Linked DNA regions of Mus musculus: regions 2 and 3 are each linked to region 1. A link is a loop called in an ENCODE intact Hi-C map of the cell type or tissue named here. Cell type or tissue: heart. All regions are shown on one strand.

What was found. Hi-C counts contacts between places; a loop is a spot of excess contacts. Peaks named below come from ENCODE experiments on the same cell type or tissue, not always from the same donor. Only the 100,000 strongest peaks of a DNase experiment are listed, where the experiment ranks them.
Region 2: a loop joins it to region 1, with 2.1 times the contacts of the local background. A loop is called at or near these places in 6 of 42 quality-filtered maps.
Region 3: it touches region 1 in a loop (2.1-fold over the local background); 5 of 42 quality-filtered maps call a loop at or near these places.

The regions. Positions count from the first base shown.
Region 1 is chr11:76,940,909-76,948,908 of GRCm38, forward strand. Blmh (bleomycin hydrolase) reads left to right here and starts at 4,748. Exons shown (of 12, transcript NM_178645.4): 1 at 4,748-4,985; 2 at 5,334-5,531. The coding sequence starts at 4,973. In heart, no CTCF peak of the experiment used is centred here; a DNase peak (open chromatin) is centred at 4,773; H3K4me3 peaks cover 1,989 bases; H3K27ac peaks cover 1,433 bases.
Region 2 is chr11:76,805,873-76,813,872 of GRCm38, forward strand. Cpd (carboxypeptidase D) reads right to left here. Exons shown (of 21, transcript NM_007754.2): 4 at 7,611-7,780; 5 at 6,510-6,859; 6 at 5,823-6,014; 7 at 2,838-3,005; 8 at 104-213. Among named protein-coding and RNA genes, the nearest start is that of Cpd, 37 kb to the right of the region's middle. In heart, a CTCF peak has its summit at 5,451; a DNase peak (open chromatin) is centred at 3,779.
Region 3 is chr11:76,841,942-76,849,941 of GRCm38, forward strand. Cpd (carboxypeptidase D) reads right to left here and starts at 5,067. Exons shown (of 21, transcript NM_007754.2): 1 at 4,283-5,067. The coding sequence starts at 5,025. In heart, a CTCF peak has its summit at 4,999; DNase peaks (open chromatin) are centred at 3,820, 4,290 and 5,130; H3K4me3 peaks cover 3,888 bases; H3K27ac peaks cover 2,638 bases.

The DNA of each region.
Region 1 (8,000 bases):
TGACTAAGACATCCATCTCAGCTTACTACAGTGAGGCTTCTACCCACCCTCTACTTCCACTGCAGCTGCCCTCTCTAAGGCCACCATGTCCCACATCTTTCTAGAGCAGTGGTTTTCAAACCTCCTACTGCTGAGACCCTTTAATTCAGTTCCTCATGCTTCAGTGACCCCTCAACCATAAAATTATTTTCGTTGTTACTTTATAACTATAATTTTGCTTCTGTTATGAATCATAATGTAAATATGTGATATGCAGGATATCTGATATATGACCCCCAAAGGAGCCTAAACCCACAGGTTGAGAACCAGTGCCAGTGGTCTTATTGGCTTGGTATTCTAGTCAAGTTGACAACCAAGAATGGCCATCACAACTGGCCAACTGGATTTTGAATATATAGCTCCCCAGGTTATCTCCGAGTTCCCTGGCTGCTCCTTTTCTCCCAGCTCCTCGGCTTTTCTCTTGCTCACAGCACCCTTGTAAGGAATAGTAAAAGACCTATAATAACCTGATTGGCACAGCCCTGGGCCAGGGTATGTGCCTCAGCAAACAGAGCTTACACTGGTCTGCAACCCCATGTGACCTGAATACCTTGTGCAACTATATGCTGAGGCCCAGGTTACTGGCTGACCTCAGTCCTCATCTTTTTGGTTCAAGTCTGCTGTGACCTTCCATGGTCACAGCCTGGTGTGTCTTACCTATTTCTAGACTTTTCATATGTCTCCTGGACTTCTTGTCTTTCCTTTCCTGTAGGAACCCCCAGAGTTGTCATGGTTCAAATAGAGTTCCCCAAATATGCTGAGTTTTCCGTGGTCCCTCCCTTGGTTCAGTGTTTCTTAAACTTTTCCCACACACAACCCCTAGTCACTTAAGTACTTTTTATGTGCCCCTAAGGGATTGCTAATAAACCACAAACTTATTTTAATGCAATTCTTTGGCATGCATATAAGGCCAAGGTGAATTTCATACTAATGAGATGGAGGAGCCTATTTATCTTTACAGAAGAATTAAATCTTGCCTGAATACTCGATATTGCAGGGCACAAAGCATCCTCAGCGTTTCTTAGAGTTGATCAATAGTTTGGTTTTATTCTCTCTAACTCTGAGAGTAATGCTTTGCATAAGTGTAGAAAATGAAAAACGGCAGAAGTTGGCCAGTGAGCTGGCTTAGCAGATGAGGGCATTTGTGCAGAGGGTCTGCATGTGCACACACATGCACACATATGACAAATGGGAAAAGCACATTTAGGGTCATTTTAGAAATTGCTGTGGGCTGGAGAGGTGGCTCAGTGGTTAAGAACACTGACTGCTCTTCCAGGGAACCCGGGTTCAATTCCCAGCAACTACATGGCAGTTCCCAGCTCTCTGTAACTCCAAGATCTTAACCCCTCACACAGCACAGACATACGTGAAGGCAAAACACCAATGCACATTAAAGAAAAATAAATATAATTTAAAAATGCTGAAATGTTTAAATAAACAAACAAGTCAATATTGAAATATTTAAAAAAAGAAAAGAAATTGCTCTAGAGCCAGGCATGGTAACGCGTACCTTTCCTCCCAGGCAGAGGTAGGAAGATCTCATGAAAACAGTCAGAAAGTGTCGGGAATTCTCTCTTAATCCCAAGCTGAAGGTCATCTAATGATCTTTTTATATGAAGCACAAGTCAGCAGCTCAAACAGCAATCTTTAAAATCAAACATTTTCACACAATAAAAATCTAACCATGTACTAATTTGACACTTCCATGAAGAAAATGATGATGGGACATATTTAAAATGTTTTTTTAACTACGCCTCTATATTTTTATAAGAGAAGAGCATCTTGCATATACAATAAAACACTGCAATTCGTAGTAGACAATGTAGATGATATATTGCTGAGGTGTCTCAGACATTGCTCGTTGGTGTTGCTTGGTGTGACAGTATACACAGGCCAGTGTTCATATCCTGCACTCACATACCAGGCTGCAGTGATGCCTGATGAGGCAACACAGGCTCAGTGTTGCCAGACATATGTCAGATTCACCGAGTGCTGAATTGTGAATGAAGTTTAGTCATCACATGTTCAGAAACCTTTTACAATTGCCAACTTAATAAAACTTTAGTTGTTGCTTTTTTTTTTTTTTTTTTTTTTTTTTGGTTTTTCGAGACAGAGTGTCTCTGTGTAGCCCTGGCTGTCCTGGAACTCACTCTATAGACCAGGTGGCCTCGAACTCAGAAATCTGCCTGCCTCTGCCTCCCGAGTGCTGGGATTAAAGGCGTGCGCCACCACGCCCAGCTAGTTGTTGCTTTTTTATTATGTGTACAGGTGTTTTACTTGTATGCATGTTTTTGTACCACATCAGAGAGTCCATGGAGGCCAGAAAGCATCAGGCCCCTGGAGATGGAACAGATGATTGTGAGCCACCATGTGGTTGCTGGGAATTGAACCCAGGTTCTCTGGAAGAGCAGCCAGTGCTCTTAACTGATGAGCCATCTCTTTAGCCCTGTTGCAAATTTTCATAACCCAAATCCCACCACCAGTTTCATGATCCCCTATGGGGTTAAAGCCAATGTATTTAAAAGCTGGGTCTTGGTCAGTGATGTTACCTTTTCTAGTTCAACAGAGAGCTTTGAGGTTAGCCATGCTTCTTCACGCTCCACAATTAAGGCTGTTGTTATCTTCCAAGTGTTCTACTATAACAGCATTCTGACTAATTCCCCTGTCTCCAGAATCTCTCCCCTCCCCGTAGCCACCAGATCTTTCTTTGCACAGATCTGAGAATATGGCTCCTTTGTTTAAACCTATTTTTGACTTCTAATTAAGCATAGAATAAAGTCCAGATGCTCAGGTGTGGCATATAAAAGCCTTTATATCCCAGCCCAAACCCACCTTCCTGGTCCTGCGCCTTGCCTCTGATCTCATCCCAGTTCTTGCTTTGAACCACATCAAATTGTGGCGCAGGGAGGCTTACAGCTGATCTTGTCATGCGCTCCCACGCCTCCTGCCTTTGCTGTTACCTTGAGTGCCCTCTCTCTCACTCTTTGTCTCGTAAAATTCCATTCACTCTTCAAAGTTATCACCACCTGTCCCCCTTTTCTTTTTGTGGGGCTGGGGGCTAAATCCAGGGTCCTTGTGCACGCTAAGCAAGTGTTCTACTCTTGAGCCCAGCCTTATCACCTCTGTTTTTCTAGCGTCTGGCTCTCACTGCTAGCTACTACTTATATAGCACTACTGTGAGATAGCATAGGTTCTGTTGCATGTCTTTCCCACGTTAATTGTTTTGAATGTGTATGTCTCTGTGTATAGGTGTGCACATGGGATGAGTGCCCATGGTAGCCAGAAGGAAGTGTTGGCTGGACCCATTGGAACTGGACTTACAGTTTTCTGACTTGAGTGTTGGGACCCGAACTTGGGTCCCCTGGAAGATCATCAGCAAGTGCTTTTATCTGCTGGGCTATCTCCCAGTCCCACATCATGAGTCTCTTGATGACAAGATTAAAGTTTTTAATTTTTTTTATATCAGCAGAAACTTGCTGAGGACCTGTTACACCACAAATGTTGAATACAATTTTATTCTTTGGGCTGAGTCCAATTGGGCAGGAAGTTTGAACATCATTTTTATTGTTTATTTATTTGTTTGTTTATTTATTTATTTATTTGGTGAAAGGGCCCATGATTTCTTTCAGCATGAGTTGTAGCTTGTTTCTTTTTTCTTCAGAAAATGGAAAAAATAAAAAAAAAAGCCCCACAGGATAGGGTAGTTGATGGGCTCCCTTGGAGATGGTTGCTATGTCGAATTGCAGGTCTTTAGCTAAGTCTCTCAGGGACACAGAGACTGAATTCTCAAGTGACAGATGGCTGTCTGCATGTGGCACTTTCCAGACATCAGAATTCCTCTGAACCATGGGTGATTTTCAATTTAAGACTTAGGTTTTAGGCTCCATGGAAAATCTGAATAGTAAGGCTACAGTGTGCATTTGTACTTATTTTATTATGCAGTGGACTCTCCCGCCCCGTCTTGAAAAACTGATTAATTATCTCGAAGACTCTGTGTGTGTGTGTGTGTGTGTGTGTGTGTGTGTGTGATTTACAGGTTTTGTAGATATTAGCAAAAAAAAAAAAAAAAAAAAAAGCATAAAATTGACGTAATCATTCTCCTTAGCCCAAGCTGGGCTCAATAGGAACCACTCATGAGCCTTGCGAAGCCCAGAATGTGTAGATGAAATGAGCAGATGTGTATTTGTAGAACCGTGGTAGTAGCTTATGGGTGGGTGGGAAAGAGATTGGTTCCAAAATCCTTTCAAATACAAGAACTTTGTTCTCACTAGACTCTAAGCAACAAGTTGCAATTGAAAAAGATGAACAGATTGGTCAGCTAAGTGCCTACAGGAAAAGCCTTTGGGTGGATTTCTTGAGATCTGCCGTCCCATGGCTAATTTTGGGTCCCTTACTTCCTTTTCACTTCACAAAACCTCCTCTGGCTTCTCAAAGGAGTTCTAAGCGTCAGTTTCCCCAATGCTAGACAGTGAGGGATCTGGGTTCATCAGCACGGAACCCTCAGCCTCCTTCCTCTAGGAGCTTGGGATCCCGGGAGGGCGCCCTTGAAGCCAGGAAGAGGGATCACAGATGGCGGAGGGCGCAGCCGAGGCGAAGAGTGAGCAATGCTGGCAGTGGGGGCTGCAATCGTGGGTGGCTTCGCCCTGCCGCTCCCGGGCCGAGGTGCGGGCCCCAGAGTCTGAAAGGCCGCCCCTGTCGGCCCTCCCCCGGGCGGGGCTAGCCCCGATGGCGCTGACTCAGCAACGCGAGGGGGGAGTTTTGTCCCTCCGCGGACCCCGTTTCTCTCGGCCACCATTGAGCGGGTTTCCTTCTTCCGGCGCTTAGGGTGCGAGAACCAGGTCCGGCCAGCTAGGCAGCGGACTGTAGTGTAACCCCAGAGCTCACCTGAAAACCCTGAAAACTAACGTTTCCTCCACGAAGCAGTTTGGGCGCCATGAACAACGCAGGTGAGGCACCGCTGGTACCACGAGTGTTTTCCCGGGTCCTCTCCCGGGCTCGGCGGACCCGTGAGGCCCGGCGGCGTGAAAGGCCGTGGGATGGGATGGGGGTGGGTGGGGAGGGGGGGACGGACCTAGGCGAGGGCCGGGATGTAGCCCTCCGGGAGGGTGGGAGAGCACCAGGAGAGAGACGACATCACGCGGGGAGGATGCCGGGAGAGGGCTTTCTGGTACAGCACTCTGCAGGATGCTCTTGCGAAGTTAAATCTAGGATCTACGGTGACCCTATCCTAAAGCTGTCCCCGTCAGCCTCTTTGGGAGGGGATATAATTATAATGGCGTTTGATCTTCCCACAGGACTAAATTCGGAGAAGGTATCTGCTTTGATCCAGAAACTAAATTCTGACCCTCAGTTCGTACTTGCCCAGAATGTCGGGACCACCCACGATCTGCTGGACATATGTCTGAGGAGGGCCACGGTCCAGGGTGCTCAGCATGTGTTTCAACACGTTGTGCCTCAGGAAGGCAAGCCAGTCACCAACCAGAAGAGCTCTGGTGAGGTCTACGACTTCTTGCCTACTTTATTGACAGCAGCACATTTTGTTGTCCTAAAAATGGCCCTGGGATAACAGAGCTTTGTAGCATTGACAGAACTTGTAGTAAGCCAGAGAATAGGCACTAGAAAAGGGCAGGCCCAAGAACATCACCTGTGTGGTGGCTTCAGTGTTCTGTGGCCTATTAGCATTTAGTTTGTTTCCTAACGTGACAGATGGTGGTCTTTGAATGCATATCATCATGTTTTGATATTATGTGATGTTGGATGTGTGCGGTTTGTTCTCGTGCAGTTTTAATCTTAACAGTTCATCTAGAAGTAGCAGAAGAGAGAAACAGCTTATCAAGTTGCAGACAGATAAACCTAAAGCAAAAGATGAGCTATGTACTAACAGATTTGGCCTGTGCCAAATAATTAATAATTAATGGAAAAATATCCATACCATAGGAGATGTCCCAGAATTGCCCTAAAGTCCAAATGTATAAAATAGAAAAAAACATAAAGTGATTACAACAGATTGTAACCGGCTATTTTTAAATATGCTCTGTGGTTGCAGCTGGAGTTGCTATTCTCATAGTTCCTGTCAGTAGTTACTTTGTAGTATTTTGAGTTCTCATTCCTTGCTGGCTGAGAATTGTTGTTTTGCTGTCTGCTGTCCAGTTACAACTGTTGAAAATACATCTACACTGAGAGATTGGTTATCTAGGAATCCAAACAGGAGAAATAGTCTCAAAAAAATTGAACCAAAGGGACCTTGCATTTTTTTTCCCCTTATTTGGAAACTACTCCAAGTCTATGTGTATTGACAGAAAATATGTTATTGCTACTTAAGGCAATTCAAAGCTCAAAGGATACATTTAACATGGGTATTATTTTGCTGTGAGTCAATTATACCATAGAAAATTTGATTTTTAAATTTTAAAGGAAAAAAATTATGACCTTGCAATAATCTTATTATGTAGCAGAAAGTTCTTACTTAGCACTCACAGGCCTTCATTCAGAAGGACTTGGGATGTGTGGTCTGTCAGATGATCTAGTTAATATGTCACAATAATCTTAACATGGCCTGATCGCAGTCTCTTAGGGTAAGCTTGGAAATGTTAATCTGGAATCGGGCAGGTGGTCTTATGTGATAGATCATGTTACTCCAAATACTAGTAGAACATGAGCATAGTACATGGGTGATGTAATATACTTCTGTGAAATATTCATCTAAATAGCTCACCAAGAAGTAGCAGAAATAGGAATGGTGTGCAGGAGAGAGGCAGTGTACAGATAAGCCTAAAACAAAAATTACTCTATTAAAAAACACAATTTAATTTTTTTCTTTGTTACAAAATCACTTTTGTTCAGTGTAGAAAATCTGTAGCCTACCAGGAGGGAGGTGTTTTTTTCTGTTTATCCATCAAGTCTTTATCCTCTGTATGAGTGCTCTTCATATAAGAGCAAACTAAGAATTTTTATGTGTGCCTTTTATAAACCTTCTCATTTGACCATGTGTTGTAGACATGGTTTCATGTCTGTGAAAATATTATATCCAAGTATGTCAAAATTTTCCCTTTAAATTTTCCTCCAGGAGAGTGCTACCCTTAATCCAAGGCCTCACAGAGGCTCTCAGCGTTTTCTAGCCTCTCCTGCAGTGCAGCTATGCTTTGTTAAAGGCGGCACTCTGGAGTTACCCTAGTCTTCACTAGTGTGGAATGCTTACAGGGGTTAGATTCCTCTGTTTTGAAAGTCAAAATACTTGAATGTCCTAAAGACATGACCTCACTTAGTGGTGGGTGTCATTGGAAGTAGACCTTTAAAAACTCAAGTGGATATAGAAAGCGGTAAATTGCAGAAGCTCTGACTATGCATTTACAGGGGCAAATGAAAAGATGATTATGTTCTTAATGCTTGTCATAAAATCTTCAGGGACGCCATCATGTATGCGGTTAGAACTTTGTTGTATCAGGAACATACTAAATGGAGGAATGGTGGTGTGTTGTGGTTGAACATTAGGATCTAAGGATAGCAGAGATTCTGGTGGCCAGGGGCATATGAAGGGTGTAGAGCTGTGAAACTGAGTGGGAAGGTAGAGAAACAGCCCTTCTGTGGCATAGCCTCCTCCTGCCTCCACTTCCCAGTGTTGGGATCACAGGCATGTACTGCCCTGTCTAGCTTATGCAGTGCTGAGGATGAATCCAGGGTTTATTGCATGCTAGGTAAGCATTCTGCCAACTGAGCAGCATCTCCATCCTGGAACAGTGGTACTTCTCAGCATGACTTTGTTGTCCTTACCATGATTTTTAAGAAGAAAGTACTTGGTTGTTTGCTTTGTTTTGTTTTTAAAATTTATGTCTCAATTTTTAAATTATCATATTTTAACTCTTTGGCTGAAGTGATCCTCCTGTTTCCTTCCTTCCAAACTTATCATTTGTCTTTAAATGTTTATATAACCCAGTTAGTTAAATACCTCCTTTAAAATGCAA
Region 2 (8,000 bases), 140 kb before region 1:
GAGGAGAAAAGAAGTAAGGAGCCCAGAGTGTCTTAGCTACGAGAGAGAGCATCTGACCCAAGTGCTTTAAGGTAGTTTTTACTGAATTAACTTTCCAGTGTACCTTGGAATAAGAAAGTGCTATTTGCTGAAATACAGCATCATCTGGTGACTTGCTGTACGTGGCAACTCCTTGCTCATTATCATCATAAGGGTAGTTAACCACCAGGGAACCTGCAAGGAAAACAGGAAAAGGCACTGTTTCAAAATGGATCAGCTATGCAAAACCAGGCTTTCACAATACAGTCAGAACTGGAAGGTTTGTGATAGGCTCTAGAGCCACCTGGGAGATTATGTTAACTGTGACAGGAGGCAGCACCTAGCTGCACTCTCTTGCAGAAGTCCCACTTCCCACTAGGCTCTCCCACAGCAAGCATAGTGAGGCTTGCTTCTGCGGCTTGCCTCTGCAGTTTCCCTCGGAAGCTCTGCTTCCCCCTACCCCTGCCCCTCTCCCACCTTGAAGCAAAGGTGGGGGTTCTTTCCACCTTCCTGGCTGTTTCGAGAGGACTCAAGGAGCCACGGGTGCCAGCCTGAGTGAGACAAATGAGAAAACTCCTCAGCTTCAGTGGCACCTAGGCTAGCACCCTCCCAGACAACCAGGTGCGGCTGTGCCTATCCTTCACGAAAGGAGATTAGGGTCCCACGCTTAAATCTTAGAAAAGAGGTAATCAGAGGTCACAGACAGTTTTGGCTGACCATAAAACTAGTTCCTGATAGCCCCACAAAAGACAATCTTTAATCCCCCTCTGATCCTCGCGATTCCACCCTATCAAATGGTATCGTGTCTGAGTTATAACTTACCTCACTTACCTCATCAACCTAAGCATTCAAAGAATTTCTAACTATGCTGTATATAAGAGCTAAACACTCGAGCTTGGGGGCCCACTCCGGACCTACGCTGTGGGGAGGTTTGCGATCTGAGTAATAAAAATAAAAGACTCTTACGAAAATTGCAACAAACTTTGAAGTTCTTGAGCTCTCCTGGGTTTTCCCACAGAATTGGGGCATAGCACACCATTCCCTAGGCCCCACTGCCAGGAAGCTACCCGAGCTCAATCACTTACCATTCTCTGCTTCCTAGAACTGTGGGCCGAGATAAACCCCTTCTCCCCTAGGTAGTGTTTGTCAAGGTGTTTTATCACAGCAACAGAAAAGGTAAGATGGAAGAAAGCGCCATGAAATTTATTAAGCAAGGCCAATTACGTGTTCTCTAAAACAGGTTAAGCAACTAAGGGCAGAGCCAGCCTGGTCTGCACAGAAAAATCCTAAAAATGTCTTATGGTCTAAGGAAGTACCAACAGTGAAGTGACTCAAAGTGAAGAAAGGGATGCTTTCAAGTGTGAAAAGGCCATCACTCACCGCATGCTTTGCATGAGAGAAAAAAAGCAATGGTGGGTATCAGGGAGAAGCTTTGAGTTATGTTTGTTAAAGAACCACATCTTTTATATCTGTCTGTCTGCTTATTATGCTTTCTACTGCATAGTGTGGAAGTCAGAAGGCCATTTGCTGGAGCACATTTCTGCCTTCCACTATGTGGGTTCAGAGGATGGAACTTGGCATGTGTCCTTATCTGCTGGGCCATCTCTCCAGCCTGGTACTTTCACTCTTATTCACTTGAATCTGTTTTGAGACAGGGTCTCATGTATCCTAGGCTGCCTTGAACTACTATGTAGCTGAGGATGACCTTGAACTCCTGACCCTCCTACTTCTCTTTCCTGAGTGCTGAGATTATAAGCATATGCCACCATGCCAGGTTTATAGGGTACATGCTGGTCATGGACTCCAGGGCTTCATGCATGTTAGGCAGGTATCCTACTGGCTCAAATATGTTCCTATGATGTTTCTTAATATTGACCTCTCATTTTGTTCAAATGACTCATTCCTGATAAGTCATCCTGACATATATATTTCCAAATCCTCAATAAGAATGAAGTCATTATGCTGCAGTTAAATAACTCTGTGTGTGTGTGTGTGTGTGTGTGTGTGTGTGTGTGTGTGTTCAGGCAGGAGAGCACAAATAGAAGATAAGAGAATATGTTTGATCTTTATGATAACAAAGTGTACAGTACCTAGTTAACACTATAACAAATAAAGATGAAACACTTGAAGAACTATTACAGAAAGAGTGATATGAAAAAGAGAAAAGCAAGAAAAGGGAAGGCAGGAAGTGGGAAGAAGAGGGAGAGATGGTTTAGTGGAAGAAAAGTACTTGTGGGTAAATCCACAAATCTCAATTAGATCCTGAAATCCAGTGGGAAGAGAGAGCTGACTTCTGAAAGGTGTCTTCTGACCTCTACACACATGTCATGGCATGTACACACACACACACACACACACACACACACACACACACACACACACACACTGTATATGCATAATAATAAATAACATTAAAATTTAAAAGGAAGGAAAAAGGGAAGAAGGAGAAAGGGCACGGGAGAAGGCAGAGGCAGGAGGAAGATCCCTAAAGACCCCTGCAAGGCAGGGCCAGTGTGGTCTGCACAGTGAGCTCTAGGCCTGCCCGGGTACCTGGTGAGGACATGTCTAAAGGAACAACAACTGAAAAGAAAAAAAGAAAAAAAAAGGAACGAAAGAAAGAATGAGTGGGGAAGGGAGGGGAGAGCCAGGAAATCGGCCTAAAGGGAAGAGAAGGTTTAACTGTTCTCTGTCACAGAGGCGGTGATAGAGGACTCACTTGAAGGAAGCCTAGGACTTCATACAAGCAGACACAATTTCAGCAGGATTTTCAAATGCTCTCAACAAGATGAACTCAGTGGCACAGGAGCTGCCGTACATACCCCCGTGCAGATTGGCTGACAGCACAAACGGGTAGGCCTTCACCCAGCTCATCACAGCGATAGTTTCTGGTTGGGTAGGTTCTGTGATTGGAACAAACTGGTCTGGGAAATTCCGGTTTAGGTCAAAGTTGTTGCTGTTGTTTCTGCCAACTACACTGATCGAATCTCCTGCAGGATAAAAGATTAAGGTTTAAGGTAGCTTTTTACTATGTTTTAATATAACACAGACAATGTCAGCCACCTTAACATGCAAGCACCTCAGGCTCACTGCTACCAATCCCAATGAGTGAATTACAGCTCCCCCAACCCCTTTTTTGGGTACATTGTGTATTGTAAAAAAAAAAAAAAAAAAAAGTAACCTCTCTTACAGATCTTTAAAGCAAAGTGGTAAAATCATCTCTCTCTAGTGTCTGCCCTCTATGTATCCTTTGAGAGAAAAAAAATTAATTATATAAATGATACTAAGGCATTGTTCAAATGTTATAATACACACATGATGGCATAAGCAACCCTTAAGTTGGTGGGCTTCATCATGAGAAAACAGACCAACAAAAAGAAAACTGTGCTGTGCTGACATTAAAATTATTACAAAAAGGTAAAGTCAGTAGAGAACACGGTTGGGCATTTAACCCAATAGAGGAAAAAAGTTCAACTCAAGCTTAACTGTGTAGACTCTTACATGAGTGAGAGCGAAATTACTGTCATACTAGAGAGAAGAATGGCAAGTGAGGGGAGGGCCCACTGGAGGGCTCCCTCGTGGTACTTGGCTCCCCCTTTCAGAAGGGTTAGAGGTGGCAGGAGGGATCTGCGATGCTGGCAACAGTGAGGAGCAAGAGCCTGAACACAGTAAGGATCAACCTGAGCTGTGTGAATGGGAGCCCCAGGGTCAGCTCAGTGTGAGCTGCCCCATCCTGTGTGGATGTTCACACTGTGAAGTCTGTTCCACTCACAGGGATCACTGCAGAGGGATCACTGCTAGGAGCAGCTGAGGGAGAGTAAACAGATTGCTTGGACGTATTTCAAGTTGGCTACAGTTAACTGCAGAGACAGGAATAGCTCTGCAAAGCTGTCCTTTTATAAAAAGAAAGCTTTTCTGCCTGATACCCTACTTTGTGCCTTGGAAAGGCATACCTGAAATAGAGACTGGGGATCTGACACCTGGTACAGAGATGACCATAGACAGTTGTCAGCTGACAGACTTTATCTGCATGACAGAACGACCTGTGCTGGCAGTGAACACTCTCCCTCAACCTCCCATATCCCATAACCACCTCTCTCCAGCCAGACCTAACCCCCAAGCTTAGGTGTATATATATATTTCAACTAGTTCTCCTCTGAGACTTACACCTGTATGATTCTCATGTTTCTGAATATAAATAACTTAATTTTCCCTGTTAATCTACCCATTATCAGTTTATTATAGATGAAAGTTATCAAACCTTTATAGGGAAAAATATTTAAAAATTCCCTATGGAATCATGGGCTGGGAAAAGGTGGATTCTTACTCTCTAGGGTTCTGTAGAAGGTGACCTGTGTAAACCCGTCCTCCCAGCCCTTTCAGCATTGCCTCAGGAGAGATGGGCTTGCCTAGGGGAGGCAGGAAAAAGAAAAAGCAGTAACTTAGCATGGATGGAATATGGATGAGTACAGAAGCCACTGGCTTCAAATATTATCTGTTTTGACTTTCCAGTGATAAATAAGGTTACACATATAATAGTTTAATAAAAACTACTGTTAAAATGAAACAGTTTATGAAAAAATCTTCCATTATTTTTAATAAATTGGTTAGTCTTACTTGTCAACTTGATTGGATAGAGACACCACAAGATTAGTAAAGCACTCTATGGGGGTATACCTTTAAGGTATTTTACATCTAGAATAGTATGATGGAAAAACATTGATCATTTTTTTAAAAACAGATTTACTTATTTTTAAGTGCATTGTTGTCTTGCCTGCAATTATGTCTGTATGAGGGTATCAGATCCCCTGGAACTGGAGTTACAGACAATTGTGAGGAAGAGGGAAAGAAAGACTGGTCCTGAACATGTGTACTACCCTCTAATAGGCTTGGGACCCAGACAGAACAAAACTACATGGAGGAGGCGGCCAGCTAGTGCCTGCCAGCTCCATTCTTCCAGAGCAAGTGCAACCACTGCTACTGTCACCAATCAGGCTCCAGCATCTTCAAGACTTTCCCTGGGGACTGGTATCAGTGACTTCGGGTAGCTGCCAGGGCTCAGCCTTGGACAGCACCGCTGAATCCTTGTTTCCAGGCTTCCTGTTTCTTGTTCTGAACAGCTACCATGTTCTTTGCACGTATAGACGGTCCACTATAGGGCTTCATTATTGAACTACCTCGCTTCTAAGCACATACATCAATCTGATTGATGAACCCCTTTTTATGGTTTTACATACATACACTCTCTATCAGTTCTGTACCTCTAGAGAACACCGAAGAAGACAAATAACCACTACAGAAACGCAAAATCAAACAAGGAACACACATCTTAATGAAAGGCTGGAGAGATGGCTCAGTTGGTAAAGTGCTATGCAAGCATAAAGTTCAAACAGTAAACAGCTAGGCACTGTAATGTGCATCTGCAACTCCAGGGCTAGGGGGCAGAGTTGGGCAGATTCCTGGAGTTCACTGACCGGCAAGTCAGCTGAATCAAACTCTGGGTTCTCAAAAATAAGGTGGAGAGCACCTGAATAAGAACTCAACATCAACCTCTGCCTTCTACACATGTACATGTGTACATATAGTACACACACACACACACACACACACTATATACATACATACATATATACACATACATACATATATATATGTGCTTCATCATGTATTGAAAAGTCTGCCCTATTTTCTAAGTACATAAAAGCTAAAACATTAATAAATCAGCAGAATAAAAAAGTTCAATATCATCTCTCTTCCAAATGACGACATTATACAACAACCAACATATTAGGCTGTCTCTTCTTTACCTTCCTGGGACTTTTCATATCCATCAGGATTCATGGATGGCATAAGGTGAATTCTTGTGCTGCGAACCAAATCTGTTACTTCAGGGTCTGTTCCAAAATTCTTGCAGAGGTATTCAATGAGATTCAATAGCAGCTCTCTTCCAACCACTTCATTTCCATGCATATTTCCAATATACTTAAATTCTGGTTCACCTGAAACAAAATAATTACACAGATGACTTTTTCCTTTTCAGGTAAAACGGACTCTGCTTTTCCCCCTAATTAATATATATATATGTTCCAAACCAAAATATTAAGTAAACATGTACTTCCCAACATAAAAAAACTTCATAAACAAAGGATCTTTTAATCAGTACACATGTCTGAGCAGGCTCAAAGAAAATATGTCTGCATATCTTATAGATACACAGACAGACTGGTAATACTCATATATGTATATCCACATGCCAAACTGAACTCAGCTAAATGAATTCAATCTCTGAACATACTAAATACCATGGAAATGTGGATTACCAAATTGATTTTTCTCTTCTGGAAACAGACTAGAAACAGAGCCCCATGTTCTTTTTTGACTAGGTATTTTTAATGGAAGTTACACAGCATACAGATGACATTTCTGGACAAAGCACAGGGATACACACTAGCTTTGAGAGGCACTACTGAGATCACGTGAAGCCATGCAGTTACCTGGTTCATGGACACCTGGGTTATCAGATATCTCCATCACATACAGTTCTCTTGACTCTACGGATTTCCCCAGAGAATAAAGACGGGTGATATTAGGATATTCATTGGCAAATCTTCTCAAGAAGATTTCCATGTCGGGAAAATGGTGGTGGTGAAAGTCTTTAGGCTGAATTGGCTGATGGGAGGATGGTGTTCCAGGAGGGATATTAGGAACAGCAACTGTGCCAGGAGTTGTTACAGCCTCAGTTGAACCAGGCATTACTGACATCACAGTTGGCCGAAGGGAGAAATCCATCTCTGTAGCTGGCCCTTCTTTCACCATTATATTATTAATGGTCAATGGCATATACCTTAAAAATTGGAAAGGGAGGTGGCTTGAAATTAAGACTCATGATGCTTTAACATTATAGAAACACTATGACCTTTTCTCATACTCCTGCAGTTAGTGATCTGTCAAAACCCAAAATGTAAGCTAAGACAACTGTATAAATTTAGCCATCTTAGAATGTTACTTCACAGAAAATCTTGGATTAAGTCTTTAAAGAGTTATTTCTTTCACAAACTTCCTGTGTATCTCACACTAGAGTTTTGCCAAAAATGTTACTGTGATATTCAAAGGGGCAGGCAAGCTAACTGCTGCTGTGATGTTCAAGGCATGTGTTACCCATCTTTGCCTCACCTTATCAGATTAGCATCCCTCTTCCCTCCCATTACAAAGCTCAGAATGAAAGGTTATCAATAAAATCCTCATTACATGAGTGTGCAGAAAGGTTTGCACCGATGAAACCCACTGCTTTAATGTACTGGAAAGCTGGGAAGACAGGTCGTCCAACTCCATCTATGGAGCCCTAGGCTGCTTCTACCTGATTCAACTAGCTGAGGCAATGCTTCCAACGGCGGAACCTTTTGTAAAGCTTTTATAATCTTTCTTCCTCCTAGTGTTCCAAGTATGCCTCACACTGTTAGACTACAGGACAAAACACTTCAGTGATAGTACTTTCTCATAAAAACAGAAGCCCCATTCAGTGAGAAGCACTTAGACAATCCTACATCTAAAGAGAGGCTTGGCACTGTAATTAAGGATCTAGCTTAAACTTTTACCCAGTTGAAAGCGCCGTAAGATTGTAAGTTCCAGGAACAAGTAATCTGTGGAAATCACCAAATCTTCCCGTTGTGATGTTATGATTAATACCAGCCACTGAAATGGTTGCGTTCTCTAACCCAGAGCCTGTTACGGAATCTTTAACAAATCCTTTAATTCCAATGTGGACCTAAAAGAAAAAATAAAAACTCAGAGGCAATCAGTTTGGTGCTAGAGTTTCTAAACAGTAAGACTACTATAAGAGTTTCAAATTTTTCTTTTTCGTTTGTGACAGGGTCTCACTATGTATCTCTGGCTGCCCTGGAACCCTTTATGGAAACCAGGCTGGCCTCCAACTCACAGGGATCCCCTGCACCTGCCTTTGGAGTGCTGGGATTAAAGGAGTGAGT
Region 3 (8,000 bases), 99 kb before region 1:
CTTTGCACATCCTTCCCTTATGTAACTGTTCAAACCATTACTATAAACAGAGATTAAATATTTCCTCTTTGCATTCTGACTAGAATCGTCTTGCGTCTGGTTACTTGTAGTTACAATAAACTGACCTTCTGAGAGTCTAAACATTTCTCTCTATATGCTTGAAAGAAAACTAAAATTATCATATGTGTAATCTGAAAGGCTACTTTAGGCATGATCAGTACTTTAGGCATCTCTGAGGTAGACAATGAATGTTGTTTATAACAGAAGGAAAAACTTAGCCAGTGATGATAAAGGAGATGAGTTTAAAATGAATACAGTTTTCATTAGTGCCTGTCCAGACACCAGAGAACGACCTTTGTTGTAAATGTCTCCCAGAGCTGTTCTTCAACAGTAATGTGATCAGAAGTTATTGCCTCTAAATCCCCATTTCTATCTCATCTATAAAATGTGAATATTCAACCCGCCTCTCAGAATTATTACATCTATTAAAACCAACACATGATCAGAACTCCACACTAGCTCCTCATTTCTTTGGAGCTCTCTAGCATCCTGGTCAGTTTCAGTCCGCTTCTGACTGCCTCTGCCCCTCCTTGAGTGACAGAACAACCTGGGAACAACAAAGGCTGTCACAGCGAGCTTTCGGATTCCACCTAGCTACTGTATTAACCATTTACGTTCTGGTTGTATTTCTAAAATAACTCAAGATTTTTTTTCCTCCATTTACTTTGGGAAAACTATAAAAAGGCTCTCCCAGTTCAGGCACTTCACTTAGCAGCAAGCATTTTTAAAGTATTAACTATGAGCTGGATACTACTGCAGGCATTAAAGTACATACGAGCAACAACAGAAAAGCCCTGAATATTCTGTGTAAGTAGGGTGTGCTACTTCACATATTTTAGGTTAAGGCTCTACTAAATGAGAGATCCTTTTGTTCAACACTGTTGCAATACTTCTCAGAAACATCATAAAGAGGACCTGATGTTTCAACCACTCTTACAACCAAGTAAGGTTAGTAATCTATGAGAGTAATTAAATGTGATTCTCTGTATTCTAATTACATAGTTTTAAGATACAATGTCACTCTTCTGGGGACAATGTCAAAACAAAGCAATACCTGTCACAGTAGCTGTAAGGCTACTCTTTAGTATCTTTGTCAAAGAGCGATCATTTGCAATCTTATTTGAAAGATGTTTTAAGATTTCCACTCAAATCCTCAAGTGTTTGACTTCAGTATCATAAGATTTAAAGAAGTCGCTAAATATACCATATTAAAAATAATAATCTTTATAGATTTTAAAAATTAACTTTGAAATTAACTTTATTATATTCTTCCTATAGCCCTATAAACAACCTCTTTAAAAATGGAGAATTTGATATTTGGATAACAATAAAGACTCGAAAATACTATACATCATATACAATATCCCTCAAAAATAATCTGAATTAGCCGGGCGTGGTGGCACACGCCTTTAATCCCAGCACTCGGGAGGCAGAGGCAGGTGAATTTCTGAGTTCGAGGCCACTCTGGGCTACAGAATGAGTTCCAGGACAGCCAGGACAATACAGAGAAACCCTGACTCCAAAAAAAAACAAAAAACAAAAAACAAAAACAAAAAAGAAAAAAGAAAAAAATCTGTATCCACACCCAACATGATGATAACATTCTTTATTAAGTATAGCAAAGGTTGGGATGTAGGTCAATGGTAGAATGCTTTCCAGGCCCCGAGGCTCAACCCTCATAAACCAAAGAAATGTCTTAAGAGTTTTTCTCTCTTTTCTCCCTCATCCCTCACCTTTCAGTTCAGGGCCCCACGTAGATGAGGAAGGCACTCCACTACTGAACTATAAATGTCAGCATGGAAAAACTTCATATGCACTGGGAGGAGGTGGTGGACACCTTTAATTCCAGCTCTTGAGAGGTAGGTTTCTCTGAGCATAAGGCTTGCCAGCCAAGGCCACACAGAGAAACCCTGTCAAGAAGAGAGAGAGACAGACAGAGAGAGAGAGAGAGAGAGGAAGAAAGAGAGAGAGAGAGACAGAGAGAGCAAGAAAGAGAGAGAGAGAGAGAGAGAAGGAAGGAGTTGGATGAAAGGAATATCAGGACGTCGCTGAAACAACTTACTTCACAAAACACATTTAAAAGTATAGTTTTCTCACATAGACTAATGTCTGTGTTTTTCTTTTTAATATCCCTTTTTAATATTTGGAAGAGTTAAGCAGAGAGTGAATTTTTGCCTTGAGACTATCAGTATCACCCCAGGAAAATTCTTCACATTTGGCCACAACAGAACAACCAAAGATAAAGTCCCTGCAAGAGGTGTTATGGGACATTTTTAAACACCCAAGCAATGCAAACAGTGCAGGTGATACAGTTTCTCAAAAAAAAAAAAAGCCCTAGCTGGCAATGGCAAGCACCTTTAATTCCAGCAGAGGCACAAGTATCTCTGTGAATTTGAGGCCAGCCACCCGGTCTACCTGGTGAATTTCAGGCCAGCCAAGTCTATATAGTGAGACCCTGTTTCAAAACAACAACGAAAAGTAAAATAAAAAGGCCTGCTTGTCGTAGCACCTGACAGTTTAAGGGCCATATCAAAATCAAACTTGTGCAGATGTTCAGAAGTCTAACATGGTCAGGGAGAGGAAACTGTCCTACAACATCTAAACAGGATAAGCATCTACAGGGGACCTTCTACACACTAGTAAAGTCAAAGGCAGATGACTAAAACCATCTGGAACGATCATAATGTCCACAATTTTCTAGATTTCATAATATATGACTGACATCTTACAAAAGACATCACTTCAGGAGGGCTGTATGTAGCTCAGTTGGTACAGTACTTGTTAGCATGCATGATGCCCTGGGTTCAACCCCAGGCACGGCATAAAGCAAGGCTGGTGGCACATGCCTGTAATCTCAGCTACGGCAAAAGTAGGAAGATCAGGAGCTCAGGTCATACCTGGCTACATAGCCTGTCTGTAGCCAGTCTGGGCTACATAAGAAATGATTCCAAGTCTCACAGAGAAACGTCTTTCTTCATCTTTACCTTCAGCTCATCTGCCAGTCAAAAAAACCTTCAACTCATGATACAAAGATCCCAACTACCGCCCTCAAAAGCCTTACGAAGATACACATAGGGAATATGCTGGCACAGCTGGTGCTCTAGAAAGGAAAGAGGTACAGGTTTACTTCAGACAAGAAGACTCTATCTGGAGTAAGTACCATCTTCCTCCATTCCTCCTTCCTCTTACTATTCATCTCTGAAGAGTTAGATCATAGCCCCTCTCCAAGAGATATGTTTGCAGCTCATGCACATTTTGTCATGGGGCACAGTTTCTGTCAAGTTTTAACTGAGTAAACCTCTCATATGTAGTTATAACAGCTCTTGTTACATACTAGGTTTTGAAGGTCCTCATACTTCTACTTTTTACCTTTTAAAACCCCACGCGGGCTGGAGAGCTGGCTCAGCCCGTTAAAGGCTAGGCTCACAACCAAAAATATAAAACCCCACAGGGTGCTTAAATGTTACCGATGTCAATGTCTGGCTGTACTACCGCAGTAAGAAAGAGTACAGCTGGCATCAGAAATGAAGCAGTTCTGATCTGTGGGGGTTTCCCCTTATTCCATACTCCCCTAAGCAAAATCAGAAGTAAAGGCAGGAGAATGGGTTTCTATCCAGTAGCAGAGGAAGTGACTGGGGGTGTCGTTTGCTATTTCTGAACTACATTCTGTCTCCCTGGCAGTGGAGCACTGAGTAACCAGGCTTAGATTCCCCGATGTTAGTCAACCAGTCTGCCCTTCAATTTCCCCGTATGCAAAACAAGAGTACCAGTGGTGTCTAGAGGATATGAGTGGTGTCTAGGTCGCCCGGTTGTGGTCAACATCGAGTGACATAATGCAGTCGCAGAAAGTGCTTGCCACAGTGCTTCTAGTGACAAGCTTAGCTACATACATAATGAAGGTGCTAACTTAGGAATCCTTAAAATCCGTACCCGTTGCTCATATACGATGGTCTTTCAAAAATAGGGATAGAATGGGAGGGGGGAAAAAGCCCCCCGGCTTGCCCTGCACAAATGACAGCCACAAGCAGGCTTCTTTACAGTTAGCAAGAGGAAGAGGTACTGCAACCTGGCCTCCGTTCCAGTTACTGGGTGTCACTCTCCACACCGACTGCCCCCGACCCCTTAGGCTGGCAAGCACTGTTTGGGCGCCTGCTGGCTGTCAAAATAAGCCTCCTGGCCTCGAAGGCTCACGTGGGACCGAAAGCAGTCAGGCAACGCTTACTTGTTCCTGCGGATCCAGTCGATGAGGGCGCGCACCTCCGGCACCTCATCCAGGGAAGGTGGCTCGCCGGTGCTGAACTGGTCAGGGAAGCTGCGGTTGAGGTCGCGGCCTCGGCTGTTGTCACGGCCGCTGGTCCCAGGCGGGCCGCTGTCGCCGAGGCCGCAGTCACCCTCGCGGGCACGTTCGAAGCCATCCGGGTTCAGGCTGGGCAGCAAATACACGTCGGTGGTGTTGAGCAGGCGGACCAGGCGCGGGTCCCCGCGGCGGTAGCCCGACGCCAGCTCGCGGGCCAGGTAGACCAACACCTGGCGTGACACCGTCTCGTCGCCGTGCATGTTACCCACCAGCTTCACCTGCGGCCGGCCGGGCAGCAGCGGCCCCGCGGCGTCCAGCCCCGCGGCGGCGGTGGGCGGCGGCCCCAGGCCCGCTGTGAGGCGCAGCACCCACAGCGGCCGGCCCTCCACCGAGCTGCCGATGCTGAAGAGACGCGCCAGGCCGGGTGGCCCCGCGGCCGCCGCCGCTTCCAGCGCCTCGCCCAGCGCCGCTTCGTGGTAGTAGTGGTCAAACTGGCCCTCGGCCGCCTCGGAGCCGCCAACGGTTGTCGTGGTCGCCTCAGCCTTCTTGATGTGCGCCGCCTGGGCCGAGCTCCTCAGTAGCAGCAGCAGCAGCAGCAGCGGTGGCGGCGGCAGCAGACGCAGGCGTCCCAGCCGCCAGGGCGGCCGCTCATCCCGGCCGCTCGCCATCTTCCAGCAACGCCGCTAATACCGCTCCGCTCCAGCGGCTCCACACTCCGGGAGGCGGCAGCCCGCCGGATCCCCTCCGCGCCTAGCAACCCCATCCCGCCTTCCAGCCTTAGCCAATCGTAGCCTTGAATGCTTGGGTGTCACTCTAGGGGGCGGGGCTTTCCTTAAAGCGGACGATTTTCCCTCTGGGCGTGTCTCCACTCCAGTCCTTAGGGACTTTAGTCGCTTTCCTTTCCTCCACTAAGGTTCTACCCTCTGTCTTCCCGCCTCCCTATTTCCTCTTCTACTTCTCTCGTTTTGTTTTGTTTTGTTTTGTTTTGTTTTGTTTTTTGCTCAGTCTCTTCTTTATGGCTTCTCCTCTGAAATTCTCTGAGAGCTTTTACTAGCCCCCTTCTTCGTTGCAGCATTTCTTAGCTACGCTTTAATGCTTTAGAGTCAGTAATCAAAAGAATCGAAAGGTTCCAAAGATTAAAGGACTCTTGAGAAAATCAGGAAGTTAGAAAGAATCTTAATCTCCTTGGAGAATCAAAGACCTCCTTAGTCCCATCTCCTTTGCACCTTCCTCCCCGCCCCCCCCCCATCCCCCTTGATCGGTTCTGCCTGGGCTTGAGCCCATCTGCCTACATGCAGTTGAAGAGAATGAGACACCTCATAAAGCAATCAATTCTATTTTTGATTTGTCGCGTGACTAGGTATCTCCTTTATTAAGTGGAAACTTCCATAGTAGGCGCCCTCTGTCTTAATGTGGTCTTAATTGGCCATTCAAAAGTGTTGGATTGTAACTATCTTCTTTGTGTGCTGGTCTCTGCTCTCACTGAGGAGATATCGTTTTTTAGTGACCTTACCCTCCTCTCACACTTCTTTTGAGTAGGAGCATCTAGATCACCTCTATACAGCCATAGCTATAGTTTTGGAATGCTGTCTTTAAGAGATAGATTTGCCATGTCTAGAAATACCTGCTTGGCAAGTGTACTTCCCCCAAGGTATTTGGGTAAGTCCAGAAAAACCTAACCTTCCAAGTAAAGTTTAATCACGTTAGCTTGAAGAAATTTGAAGTTTGGCAATCCTTTTATCAAGCGTGAAATTCTAACCCATCTAATGACATAATTGTGATAACCATTATCATTCCCTTCTTTCGGTGCTGGATGGTTCGAGTTTCTGAACTCTAATTGAATCTTCATAGAGCCCGTGGAATTCACTGATTACTGAGTATTTATTGAGTAATTGGTGTCTGTCAAAGCTAGAAGCTGGGAAGCAAGGCATTGCTTGCATAGTTAGAGATCCAATGCAGGGATGAACAATGCAATACATCTGTGGGGACATTCCTGAGGAAAACCTCATTCAGTCTGAGGAGAAGGCAACCAAGAAGCTAGGGAAGAAGCCAAGATGGGAGTGAAGAATTCTGGATAGAAGGAGGAGCATGCACGGGAGGTTGGAAAGTTTACGAGCAGAGCCTAGGTGTTCTAGAATTGTTTGTAGGTTCAGGTTACTGGTGAAGGGGATCACAGAGGTATCAATAAAGAGCCAAGGATGGGTTTGAAGCTAATTTAGAAAAATCTCCCCCTGGCAGTAACTTGAAGAACAGAATAGGCAATCTTAAACATGAGGCCAAGAGACCCACAAGAAGCACATAATCCAAGAAGGTACTGAGTCCTTGAACAAGGATGGAGCTGGTGGAAATGGAAAGAAATGGCTGGAAATGACTTTAGGGGTGAAATGGGACAGTTCCTGCGGACCCAGAGAGAGGATGGCAGGCTGGCTCCAAATTGAACATTGCCATGGTAACAAGCAGTGCTGTGTGAAACTATTCCTGCAGAGACATGAACAAATGTCTGCTCACCACAGATATGGAACCAATGACAGACCAAAGCAAGGATACTACTAAAATTCAACTTGGTGAATCAATGAATTTTATTGATGTTACTTACAGGAATATGAGTCAGGGGTTGCTTACAGGAGCAGAAATCACTCAAAGACAATAGCTGCATCGCCAAAAGCCCACTCCACATGGGCGATGGCTCATAAACTGGAAAACTGGAGGGCACTACATAACTTGCAGGCAGTACAACAGGTTGATAGTGCATCTAGCAGTCAATTCAGTTGGCTTCAGCATCCTCTAGACAGGTGGTCTCTGCATCCTCCCAGAGCCTCTTCTAGGTACCTCAGCAGATCTGAGAGTGTGTCTTAGTAGTCTTTACTGCTTATATGCTTAGAGAGGGAGGAGTCTAGTGAATCTGGTCAGTTTCAGGGACTTCCTGAAGAGGCTGAAGTGTTTACTTCTGGGGCTAATGAAGCTTTCCAGCAAGATGGAAAGCTTCCCCTCCTCCTTTAGCATTCTGTACCTTAACATGTGACCCTCCGAGATAGAAGGTTTTGATCTTGGAGGAAATTGCTACAGAACACACAACCACTCTAGTTTTGAGAATACTTCTTCTTTTTGTCCCATTAGTCGAGGCTGTATGCTGCACAAGGGCTGTAACTCATCTGAAATAAAGCCCCAGCTCCATGCAGAGAGACCCTCTTCTCCTCTGGGAGTACTTCATCATTACACTGTGCAGTTTTGCAATCACCCAAATGGAAAGAGCCCAGGGGACATATTAACCTCTAATCAAATATTTCCTTCTCTATCATTTTCTATCATTCTTTGGACGGCCTTGGCAGGGCTGCTTCACCTAGGAAGGGTGGCTGAAACACAAATAAACAAGCATCAGTGGAATAATGGTATGTAACTTGAGTCAGTGCCCTCCCTGGCATCCTTAGGCCTCCCACAGTGCAGACCTGGGCTCTGAAAGGACTGGAGCCTTCTTCCTTCCAAGTACAACTTGGCTCTGTCATGAAACCCAAAGCTGCAGACCAGGTCACGGCTCAGTGAAGGGGCATAGAGGGGAGGAGGGCTGGCTTTGTAGTTACCCACAGCTGAATGCTGCCCTCTGTTCCAGAAGCCTGGGAGCTTGTGGCAGGTGTCCTTTTCCTAC